Regions from separate parts of the Homo sapiens genome. Here region 2 is linked to region 1. Evidence: chromatin contacts called from ENCODE Hi-C or POLR2A ChIA-PET data. All regions are on one chromosome and are shown on one strand. Each heading gives the region's core, a stretch centred on a gene start or an enhancer-like site at or near the end of the contact. The rest is flanking DNA. Distances are from core to core; before and after follow the strand shown.

Region 1 (5,675 bases), core at 1,498-3,997:
AGACATTGAGGATTGTGACTTGAATACATCTTTTGGGAGGACACAGTTCAACACATAGCAATAGGCAGTGGGTAACTCAAACTCACCAGATCTCAAATTGGCCTCCATGTCTTTTCCCCGGACTCACTCATTTTCCTGTACTCCTTATCCTGATTGGGGGCACTAGGCCCTAAAGCAGAAACCTGGAAGTCATTCTATTCTTCTCCTTCTTTTATATCTACATAGTCATGATGTTCTAACAAGTATCTCTTTAAGAGTTCTCATATTCATCCCCCAAATCCCTGTTTTAGTTTCTTCATCATTTTTAACCTATGCAACTATAAGAATCAAACTAGTTTTTCTATCTCTTGTTTCAACCCCCTCTAACTCATTCTCTGCATTGCTGCATGAGACTTTTTTTTTTTTTTTTTTTTTTTTTTTGAGATGGAGTCTCGCTCTGTCGCCCAGGCTGGAGTGCAATGACGCGATCTCGGCTCACTGCAACCTCCACCTCCCAGGTTCAAGTGACTCTCTCGTCTCAGCCTCCCAAGTAGCTGGGACTATAGGTGCCCGCCACCATGCCTAGCTAATTTTTGTGTTTTTAGTAGAGACAGGGTTTCACCATGTTAGCCAGGCTGGTCTCCAACTCCTGACCTCAGGTGATCCGCCCACCTCGGCCTCCCAAAGTGCTGGGATTACAGGCGTGAGCCACCGTGCCTGGCTGAGACATTTTTAAAACACAAGTATTACCATGATACCATGTTTAGAACTCTTCTCAAGCTCTGCTCTGCACATAAGGTGGTCCAAATTCCTATGCAGAGCACATGAGATTTCATCATCTCATCCCTACTTTTCCGAGCTCCTCTTTAGACATTTCCTCTTGCAATCTCTTCTCCAGTCATTGTGAACCATTCACAGTTCCCTAAACCCAGGAAACAGTTTCATGCCTTGTGCTTGTAGCAGAGACATTTATTACTCATGGAATAGCCATGTGTTCCTGTACATTTTGCAACTCCGGGAGGCATGTGATTAGTTCTGGCCAATGGGCTGTGGATGAAAATTTTATGTGTCACCTCTGAGCTGAAGCATTGAAGAGCCAGTGTGCTAAATTCCAGCTTTTTTTGTTTTCCTGCAATGCCAGCTTACAAACCACATGTTCCAGGTGGTACAGCTGGACCCTCTAGCTTGGGTCCCCAAGTGACTGTGTGGAGCAGGGCCCTGCTCCTTACTCCTCCTGTCCAGCTGACCTGATTAGGCAGGTGACCTGAGTGAGAAATAAACTTCAGCTATCTTCAGCTACGAAGGCTTCAGGGTCATATTATTACCAAAGCATAACCTAGGCTTTCCTGACTCATGCTTTTGTACAAGCTCTTCCCTTTGCCTAACATGACCCCCTTCAGCTGCCTGGGAAAGTCTTACTGATCATTCCAGCCCCATTGATCTTCTCTTCTGTGAAACCTGATCTGAGTCATTGCAAAAGAAAGCTAACTACTTCCTCCTGTGCTCCCATGGCAACTTGTAAACAATGCTGACATCATCCTCATCGCTGGTTATCATAACAATTTAATATCCATCAATTCATATGGTACTAGATCATGGGTGCATTGAGGGCAGGGACTGTGTGTCCATCCAGCTATCAAATTTGTATCTCCAGCACCCCACAGAAGGATTTGCATACAGACGATACCCAATCCAATGAATGATGAATGAATAAAAAACTGACTAAATGTAATCTGTACAGAATAGGCTTTTGGCTGAGCATGATGGGGGAGGTCTGGGTCATACAGTGAAAACACTGTATGGGACTCTATAGTTTGCAGACATTAGAAGACAATAATTGCCATTTTGAGCTTATGTTGAATTCATATTGGCCTGTATAATGTGTATTACTATAGAAAATAAAACTTTCATACATACAATCAGGAAGGTGATTCTTCAAAGAGTGTCTAAAAATTAATTATGACTCATGAGTGAGTGCACGAGAGTGGAATCAATGTGGGTCCTGTTAGTGGAGAGTGTTTATTTAGGAAACAACACTGCACATGTGTAACAGCCAGAATGACGATTAAGATCACGTGTAACTGGCACATTACAAAAAGGTGGAAAGGACACTGTGAACAAAATGCAACTCTATCTATCATCTGTCTACCTATCTATCATCTCTCGATTTATCTACCTACCTATCATCTATCAATCTATTATCTATCATCTATTAGCTATTATCTATCTATCTTCTGTCTATCATCTATCTATCATCTACCTATTATCTATCATCTATCTACTATCTATCATCTATCTACCTATCATCTGTCTATTATCTATCTATCTATCAATCTATCTATTATCTATCTATCATCTATCTATCTATCTATCTATCTATCAATCATCTATCTATCTTCTATCATCACCTATAAATCCCATGACAGCAGTAGGGGCAGATCTAAGTTTTGTGGGGCCTCTCATTGCCTCTTTAAATTAATTCTATTGGGTAGGGGCAGCATTCCTCTACCCCTGCTGATGACTTGGGTAGACCAGAGATCTCAAGGTCACATTCAGACAATAAAATATCCTTTGAATTGCACAAAATGGCCTCCATTCAGATTTTAGCATTCCAAGTTGCAGATAATAGTTAAAACTTCAGAAACAATTTAGCTTTAAATCTTCTTTCCTTCCCTGGCTGGGACCTGTCTCACCCAGGAAGTCTGCCCTGGGAAGGGGTCATGGCCCTCTTCCTTTCCCCTCCCTCTGCTCACCTCCTTCCCTTTGTTTGCTGCTATTTCCCTCCATTCCTGGAATGAAGCCCAGAAAGGGGAGAGGTATGAGGATGAAACAGCTCTCATGTGGCTGGGCAGCCTAAGGCTTTTGGGCCGGACAGCTGGCCTCCCTGGAGCAGCCTGGCTGATGATTAAAGCTGACCCTGCCATGAGCTCCACAAAGGCCTCCAGCTGGGCTGCTCTCGCCTGTGGTTCCATTGACCCAGGCTGAAGCACCTCTGTCCCTTCAGGTGGTCTCATGTGATTCTTTCCCCAGCTCCTGGGATTCTGGAGGTGCCACGTCCAGTCCCTCTGCTGAGGTCTTCAGTCCATGCCTTTAAGCCCCAAGACCACCCCACACTACCCCACACCTGCTTCTTTTCCCACGGGGCCCTCATCTGGTCTTGGGACATGCTGCTTGCTCTGCCACAATAGTATCCATCGGTTAAAATATTTTGGCGCTGTCCTATGTCCTTTGCATTTATTACCTAATTAATAATGCTCACAACCAAGTAGGTACATTTGGCAGGCTGTATCCATGGGTATTTCCTGTAAAATTTCTGTCCCTGGTTTTGCCATCATGAAACACTGTGTGCACATTTCATTTGTCATTGATTTTGGCTGCAGAAACAGGAATCAGGAGATTGAGGCTTTATCTTGGCTTGACCATGAACTCACTGTAAAGCTTACGGCAAGTCAGCCATATCTCTGGGCCTCAGTTTCCACAGCAATAAAATAGGGAAGTGGAATGGATTCATCCTTACAAGGTTCCTTTTCTTTTCTTTTTTTTTTTCTTTTGAGACAGAGTCTCGCACTATCGCCTGAACTGGAGTGCAGTGGTGCAATCTTGGCTCACTGCAACCTGTGCCTCTCAGGTTCAAGCGAGTCTCCTGCCTCAGCCTTCCAAGTAGTTGGACTACAGGTGCACCACCACACCCAGCTAATATTTGTATTTTTAGTAGAGATAGGATTTCAGCATGTTGGCCAGGCTGGTCTCAAACTCCTGACCTTGTGATTCACCTGTCTCGGCCTCCCAAGGTGCTGTGATTACAGGTGTGAGCCATGGTGCCCAGCCCCAAGGTTCCTTTTCACAGTAAAAGTCCATGATTTAAGAAATAATTCTAGGATAAAGAAATGCGTGTAGGCTTGGGGATAGGAGGGGAAAGGCTAGTTAGGATGTGGGGTTCAAGGATTTAAGTAATCCTTAAAGGTCCTAAGCATCCTTCAATATTGAACAAACTTAAATATGGATCTAAAATGCCTTGGAATCTAGGGCTTTGTCAATTGCTTCTTTCACAACTCTAATGAGAAATCTCATTAAAAAGAGAGGTTTCAGTCCATGGTTTTGAGAAACTTAAAAACATTTGTCTGCCTGACTCATTAACTCCACTACCAGAAATAGATTCTAAGAAATAATCAGAAGCTTACACAAAGGTTTGTGTATAAGACAGTGAGTCACCATGATCTTTAGAGTAGTAAAAGGTAGAAACAACTCCCTTTGTTCCATCTCTGCTCACACGACACCTCCTTAGAGAGGGTCTTGACCTGGACAAATAAAGTGGCCCCTGTCTTCTTACCATGCCTTTATTTGTTATGTCATAAGACGATCACCATGTGATGAAGTATATATTTATTTGTTAATGTGTTTGCTTTCTTTCTCACAACTAGGATGTCAGCCCCATGAGAGCAGTAGGGGAAGATCCAAGTTTTGTGTGACCCGAAGCACATATAAATCTGAGGCCTGTTTTAAGAAAAACAATTTTTAAAAAAGAATATAAAATTAGACATGAGAATGAACACTGATTTAGAAAGGGAAGAAAAGGTCTGTCATTCATTAGCCTTGTGGTGATTCTGCCATAGAGGGGCAAAGGCTTGGTCTGTCTTTTTCACAGCTACATCCTGATGACCTGAAACAGTACCTGGCACATAGTAGGTGCTCAAGAAATACTTGTGGAAAGAAAGAGTGCCCAAAAAGAGAGAACTGGTTAAATAAACGAGCAAAAGAGGAGGAGAGAGCCTATATAATTTGACCTCAAACACAATAAGCAACTGAAAGAACTGGATTTGAACACAGATCTGTTCTCTCCTTCTTTTTGAGTTTGTGACTACCCAGCCAAACTCCGTTCCCAGCCTCCCTTGCAGCTAGGTGTGCCCATGTGATGAAATTCTTGCAAGTTAAATGTGACCGGAAATGATGATGCCACTTCTTGGCCTCAGTCTTAAGACCATGGGTATGCTTCCTCTCCATGCTGGATACAATTTGGATGTGGTGATGACTTAGTTGGACAAGATTCTGAGGGGGATGGTAAAGCAATACATTGGAAAGAACCAGTCTTCCTGAAGGTAAAGGACAGAGTTTCCTCCCTGACCTGCATAGTTCACATCAGGATTGTGATGTGACAGAGAAATAATCTTTATTGTTCTCTAAGTCATGGTATTTTGGGCTCTTTGTTACAGCAGCTTAGCCTTGTGCCAATAGTTTTTGTTTGTTTGTTTGTTTTTTGAGACAAGGTCTCACTCTGTCACCCAGGCTGGAGTGCAGTGGTATGATCTTGGCTCACTGCAACCTCCACCTTATGGGTTCAAGCAATTCTTCTGCCTCAGCCTCCAGAGTGGCTGGGATGATAGGGATGTGCCACCATGCCCTGGGTAATTTTTCTATTTTTGGTAGAGACAAGGTTTTGCCGTGTTGGCCAGGCTGGTCTCAAACTCCTGGCCTCAAGTGATCGGCCCTCCTTGGCCTCCCAAAGTGCTGGGATTACAGGTGTGAGCCACCGCCCCCAGTCTACAGTTTCTTTTTCCCAAATTAAAAGTTGTATTTATTTCATATTAGTCTACTTATTTTTATTTATCTATTTTTATAAATTGACAAATGATAATGAATACAGTTTTTCTACTCAGGCCTTTTGCAGTGCATTCTACTGCCTTCTAGCAACACTGCTA
Region 2 (5,675 bases), core at 1,100-3,599, 490 kb after region 1:
ATAGCTTGAACTCGGGAGGCAGAAGTTGTAGTGAGCCTAGATCACACCACTGTACTCCAGCCTGGGAGACAGAGCAAGACTCCATATGAAAGAAAGAGAGAAAGAGAAAAAAAGAGAGAGAGAGACAGAAATTAAGACTGTTATCTGGAATTGAAATAATAACATAATCAACAGTGTTGGCAGGGTGCAGTGGTTCACACCTGTAATCCCAACACTTTAGGAGGCCGAGGCAGGTGGATCACGAGATGAGGGGTTCGAGACCAGACTGGCCAACATGTGAAACCCCGTCTCTACTAAAAATACAAAAATTAGCCAGGTGTGGTGGTGGACACCTGTAATCCCATCTACTCGGGAGGCTGAGGCAGGAGAATTGCCTGAACCTGGAGGTGGAGGTTGCAGTGAGCCGAGATCTCAGACACAGCAATTGCTGTGTCTGAATTATACAATGCATCTTTGTCAGTCATCTGTACCAAATGGTCTAGATTAACTGGGGTTTTTTTTTTTTTTTGGAGGGGGGGGCGTTGTTGTTTGTTTGTTTGTTTGGATCTAAGGGTACTTCTGCAGGTGCAGAAGAAAGTTAAGGGAAATACATTAATAAATGTGACTAATTTTGTCATTATCCAAACTACACTACTCATTTGATAACTACCACCTAATGAAAATTGAAAAGTCCTGAGGACTGGACTCCAGACAGGTACTTTCAAATGCATCATAACTGGGAACACCTTGAGATATGTGGTTCGAGAAAGTAAGCTGATATCCTACCAAGAGTGTCTCTCCTGGGAGGTGGTGACAAATGCTCCTCAAGACTTCTCCTGTTTCCTCCTAAATCTTGGGAACTCCTTTAAGACGCCCTCATCTTCATAGTACCAAATGAAAGAAAATCAATTGCATTTGAAACAATTTGCCACATAAGAAAATAAACAAACATGGAAAAGGAGACACATTCGTGTGAATCTCAGGGGAAATCTTATTTTTCAGATATTGATGAAATAGCAAAAGAAACAAGATGAGTTTAGAATACCATCATCCATTCCTGCTTCTTTTGAATCCATTTCCCTTATCTTTAGTGCAGAAAAGGAAACTGATTAGATACATTACTGTGTAGCAAAAGTTGTACTCAAATTTTGAAAGTGTTTCCCTCCTTTTTAAAAAACTAAATGTTTCTCTTTTTTAGAAAGTGAATTTTCTCTATTGAGAAGATACCATGACCACTAGGCAGAATTATATATTTAGTTGTGCTAGAGCACTGATGACTTCTTTTATGATGATTTTTTTAAATGTTTAAATATTCCTCATAAACCTGCAAAACTTAAGTGCTAGACTCTATAACGTTTCATAGTTAATAGACCCATTTGCAACAGCAATGAGAAAAATTTAAATTTAAGTCCAGACACGTCACATAAAATTATTGACTGGCTGGGCTGTGCACAGTGGCTCACGCCTGTAATCCCAGCACTTTGGGAGGCCGAGGCAGGCAGATCATGAGGTCAGGAGATTGAGACCATCCTAGCTAACACGGTGAAAACCCATCCCTACTAAAAATACAAAAAATTAGCCAGGCATGATGGCACGCGCCTATAGCCCCAGCTACTAGGGAGGCTGAAGCAGGAGAATCTGTTGAACCCAGGAGGCGGAGGTTGCAGTGAGCCGACATCGCACCACTACACTCAGCCTGGGTGACAGAGCAAGACTCTGTCTCAAAAAACAAACAAAAAAAAACCAACAATTATTGACGGGCTAAAATATTCTGGAAAATCTAATAAACTAAACATATTGATGTGAGCATGAACACAATATATATTGTAGATTTCTTGTTCCTATCACAAGCAAGTAACTTTAAGGGCAAAGCACACCAAAAAAAAAAAGCCTTTTACATAATTCAAAGCTGTCCATACTTTCTTTTATCCTCTTCCATTCTTTTTTATTATTTTTTTTTAATTTTTATTTATTTATTTTTTATTATACTTTAAGTTTCTAGGGTACATGTGCACAACATGCAGGTTTGTTACATATGTATACATGTGCCATGTTGGTGTGCTGCATCCATTAACTCGTCATTTACATTAGGTATATAACAGTATCTTCAAGACAAGGGGAGGAAGGGAAGACACACTGCAATATACATCTGGACATATTTTAAAGATATTCACGATAGAAGAAAGCACAAATTAATGAATAAACAATTGGATAGATGACGTGCCTTGTTTGATGTGAGAACACTTAATAAAAGGTTAAAATTAATGAGCTAAGGGAAGAAAACATGGCTAAAAGGGCTGGTAGCTCTGTAAGGGTGGGGACAGGGCGGGGAACAGAGTCAGGGAGACAAACAGGATGCTGGGAGGTGAGAAATAAGGGTGGGGAGTAGTGGGCAATCTCAAGAGGAACTAACAAGGCCGTTGCTTATAGTTACCCAGAAAACCTACGAACAATAACAGACAAGCAGATGCAGCTCAGAAAGAAACAGCGGAGCAGCTAGAAGCCCCTCCTGCTGAGACAACGCACCAGACACGTTAATGGTGTTTGGGGGCTGCAGGTCATCTCTCACATACTCACATCCACAACTGCTGACACCTCTGTTTCCCGTCGAATCAACAGATCCTGGCAAAAGACCCCCAGAGAGGATGAATGGACCTTGATCCAGGAGTTTTAATATATTCCTATCTCTTCAGAAATAGGAACTTCGGCTCTACTCATTCTAGTTTGCTGGCTTTTCTATTTTTGGTTTTGGTGGGTTTTTTTTGTTTTGTTTTGTTTTTTGTGTTTGTTTTTAGCTTTTCTTCTTTGGAAAGGTTTGTCAAGTAAATACTGTTACGTGTCATTTTGAAGAGGAAATTCCAGTTCCAAGAACCAGCACAGGTCCAACTATCCAAGCAGTCTTTAAAAAGCCAAAGAGTCGGCCGGGTGCAGTGCCTGCAATCCCAGCACTTTGGGAGGCCGAGGCAGGCGGATCACAAGGTCAGGAGTTGGAGACCAGCCTGGTTAACATAGTGAAACCCTGTCTCTACTAAAAACACAAAAACTAGCCGGGTGTGGTGGGACATGCCCATAATCCCAGCTATTCGGGAGGCTGAGGCAGGAGAATCACTTGAAGCTGGGAGGAGGAGGTTGCAGTGAGCTGAGATCATGCCACTGCACTCCAGCCTGGGCGACAGAGCTAGACTTCATCTCAAAAAAAAAAAAAAAAAAAAAAAAAAAACCCACAGTCAATAAAAGACGTTTGCCTTCTCTCACTGCCCTTGATTCCTAGAGCCTCCCTCTTCACCACCTCCTGCCCCGCTAGACTCAGCCCCCTTCAAAATCCCAATCAAAGGACTGCACCTCTGGCTCTGAGGTGCTTTCAAAGGGCCAACTTGCAAAACTGTGCTTCAGATCTGACACTTAATCATACACAACTTGCCCGTTTCTTTCTTTCTTAGCGGTTTTTTTTTTTTTTTTTTTTGAGACAGTCACTCTGTCGCCCAGGCTGGAGTGCAGTGGCACAATCTCGGCTCACTGCAAAGTCGCCTCGCAGGTTCAAGCGATTCTTCTCCCTCAGCCTCCGGAGTAGCTGGGATTATAGACACGTGCCACCACGCCCAGCTAATTTTTGTATTTTTAGTAGAGACAGGGTTTCACCATGTTAGCTAGGCTGGCCTCGAACTCCTGACCTCAAGTGATCCACCACCTCAGCCTCCCAAAATGCTGGGATTACAGGCGTGAGCCACCATGCCTGGCATTTTAGCTATTTTTTAAAACACACTTGTTTCTTATTACAAAAGGAATACATGCTCATTAAAGAAAAAAACTCAGAATATTGAAAGGCAAAGAAAAAATATCCCCCCTACTCCTATCACTTGGATATGAGCATTATTATCATTTTCATGTTTTTGTGTATTAGCAAATCTTTTTTAATTGCCAGGGTGATGAAGAACTCTCCACTGTTCATGTGGGAGAACCATGTGTTTAATTTTTTCTAGGACAGATCAGCAAAACTTCCAAAGCATTTGTGAAGGCAGAATGGCTTGCCAGGTTGGGAGACCAAGGAATAAAAGGCTGAAGTCCTCTTCCCAGCCAAGTACCAGGGGAGCCTGTGCAACTGAGCTTTTACACGGAGGGAAATGCTTCAAACTTCAGGGTTTTGGAAGTGTGGGCATGCAATGCACTTGGAATGAGCAGAAAAGAAAAGGTGGCAAGACCACTTCCCTAGAGCACAGTGTACACCCTGCCTCTTTGCTGGCTTAGTCACTAAGGTAGAAAAATGCTCACACGTGCACATGTACATGTGCATGTGTGTACAGGGTGAGAGAGAGAGAGATGACATATGTATATATACATGAATAGATGTATGCACCCTTTGCTTGCTGCCTTCTGCTCTGCACTGTTGGAGCTTTATACTGACATTAAACTTCATGTCATTTTTATATGCTATCATGCCACTCACCTGCTTAAAAACCTTCTGTGGTTTCCCGATGTCAAATTCCAATTTTCTCCACAACATGGCCTTGACTGACCTCTCCTACCTTATCTCACTCCACTCCTAAGTGACCCAGGTTCCTGTTGGACCCTTTGCCTCCATGCCCTTTCCAGATCCTAAAATGTGATTTCTAGCCCCTTCTGCAGCCATGAAGTTCTAACACAGATATCACCTCCTCCATGAAGATTTTGAGGATTTCCTGACCAGATGTCATTTCTTTTGCAAGACTGTAAGCTCCTTGAAGACAAAAACCAAACCACACATTACTGCTCATATTTTGGACAAATAAATTTACCTTTTTATCCATTTAATTCTCATATCATTGTCCTTTTCTAAATTTTATTCATTATATTCTTGGCCGGGCACAGTGGCTCACACCTGTAATCCCAGCACTTTGGGAGGCCAAGACAGGAGCATCACTTGAGATCAGGAGTTCAAGACCAGCCTGACCAACATGGTGAAACCCCGTCTCTACTAAAAATACAGAAATTAGCCAAGGGTGGCACACACCTATAATCCCAGCTACTTGGGAGGCTGAGGCAGGAGAATCGCTGGAACCCAGGAGGCAGAGGTTGTTGCACTGAGTTGAGATTGTGCCACTGCACTCCAGCCTGGGTAACAGAATGAGATTCTGTCTCAAAAATAAAATAAAATAAAATAAAATAAAATAAAATAAAATAAAATAAATTGTATTCATTATATTATTATTTCTGCATTGTGTAATAATTAAGCAGAATAATACATATATTCTCTCTAATTCCTTGAATGCAGGGATTATGTCATACATATTTCTTGCACTATCACCCCCACCCGAGACCTATGGTAAAAGTTCAAGCAATACTAACTGAAGTAGATTAAATTCAAGATTTAAATGCCAATAATTATTCCTTAACATAGAGGAGAGGGATGGAAACATAAAGAGTCCACCTTACTCCAAAATAGTTGAAAAACAGCCTCATTCCAAAACAAGGGAGGTAGTTTTTCTTACTTTGTGGGTCTCCCATTCTTTACTTACTCTGACTACCAGCACAGGAAAAATCTAGGTAGTCTCCAACTCAGCAAGAAGTTGCAGTCTCTTTGTATGTGTAGGACATTGATTTGGAAATTATAAATAATTTCGCTTTGAAGTCATAGTATAAATAATGTTTTAAGGTCTCTGACAGGTCTCCAAAAGTTGACTGAAACTCTTAATAAAGAAGAAATAATATGTTTTCAATAA

The links. A loop is a pair of places that touch in the nucleus more often than their neighbours do. ChIA-PET counts read pairs that join two places held with the same protein, here RNA polymerase II (POLR2A). Pooled maps may share reads with other maps.
Region 2: POLR2A ChIA-PET joins it to region 1 with 11 read pairs in T-cell. The contact joins two enhancer-like sites. A Hi-C loop is called at or near these places in 2 of 168 maps with a recorded cell type or tissue (PC-9 and endothelial cell of umbilical vein) and 8 of 50 pooled maps. POLR2A ChIA-PET finds 5 or more read pairs at or near these places in 12 of 52 experiments (BJ, CD4-positive, alpha-beta T cell, H1 and 9 more).

The regions. Positions count from the first base shown.
Region 1 is chr4:38,159,649-38,165,323 of GRCh38, forward strand. LOC124900693 (a long non-coding RNA gene) reads left to right here. Exons shown (of 2, transcript XR_007058099.1): 2 at 1-1,898. Among named protein-coding and RNA genes, the nearest start is that of PTTG2, 200 kb to the left of the region's middle. RefSeq lists an enhancer at 1,199-1,700. Within about 2 kb of position 2,748, at least 16 of the 41 ENCODE cell types and tissues checked have a DNase peak (open chromatin) inside an H3K27ac peak, as active enhancers do.
Region 2 is chr4:38,652,067-38,657,741 of GRCh38, forward strand. All of the region lies in intron 1 of KLF3-AS1 (KLF3 antisense RNA 1), which reads right to left. Among named protein-coding and RNA genes, the nearest start is that of KLF3, 9.3 kb to the right of the region's middle. Within about 2 kb of position 2,350, at least 4 of the 41 ENCODE cell types and tissues checked have a DNase peak (open chromatin) inside an H3K27ac peak, as active enhancers do.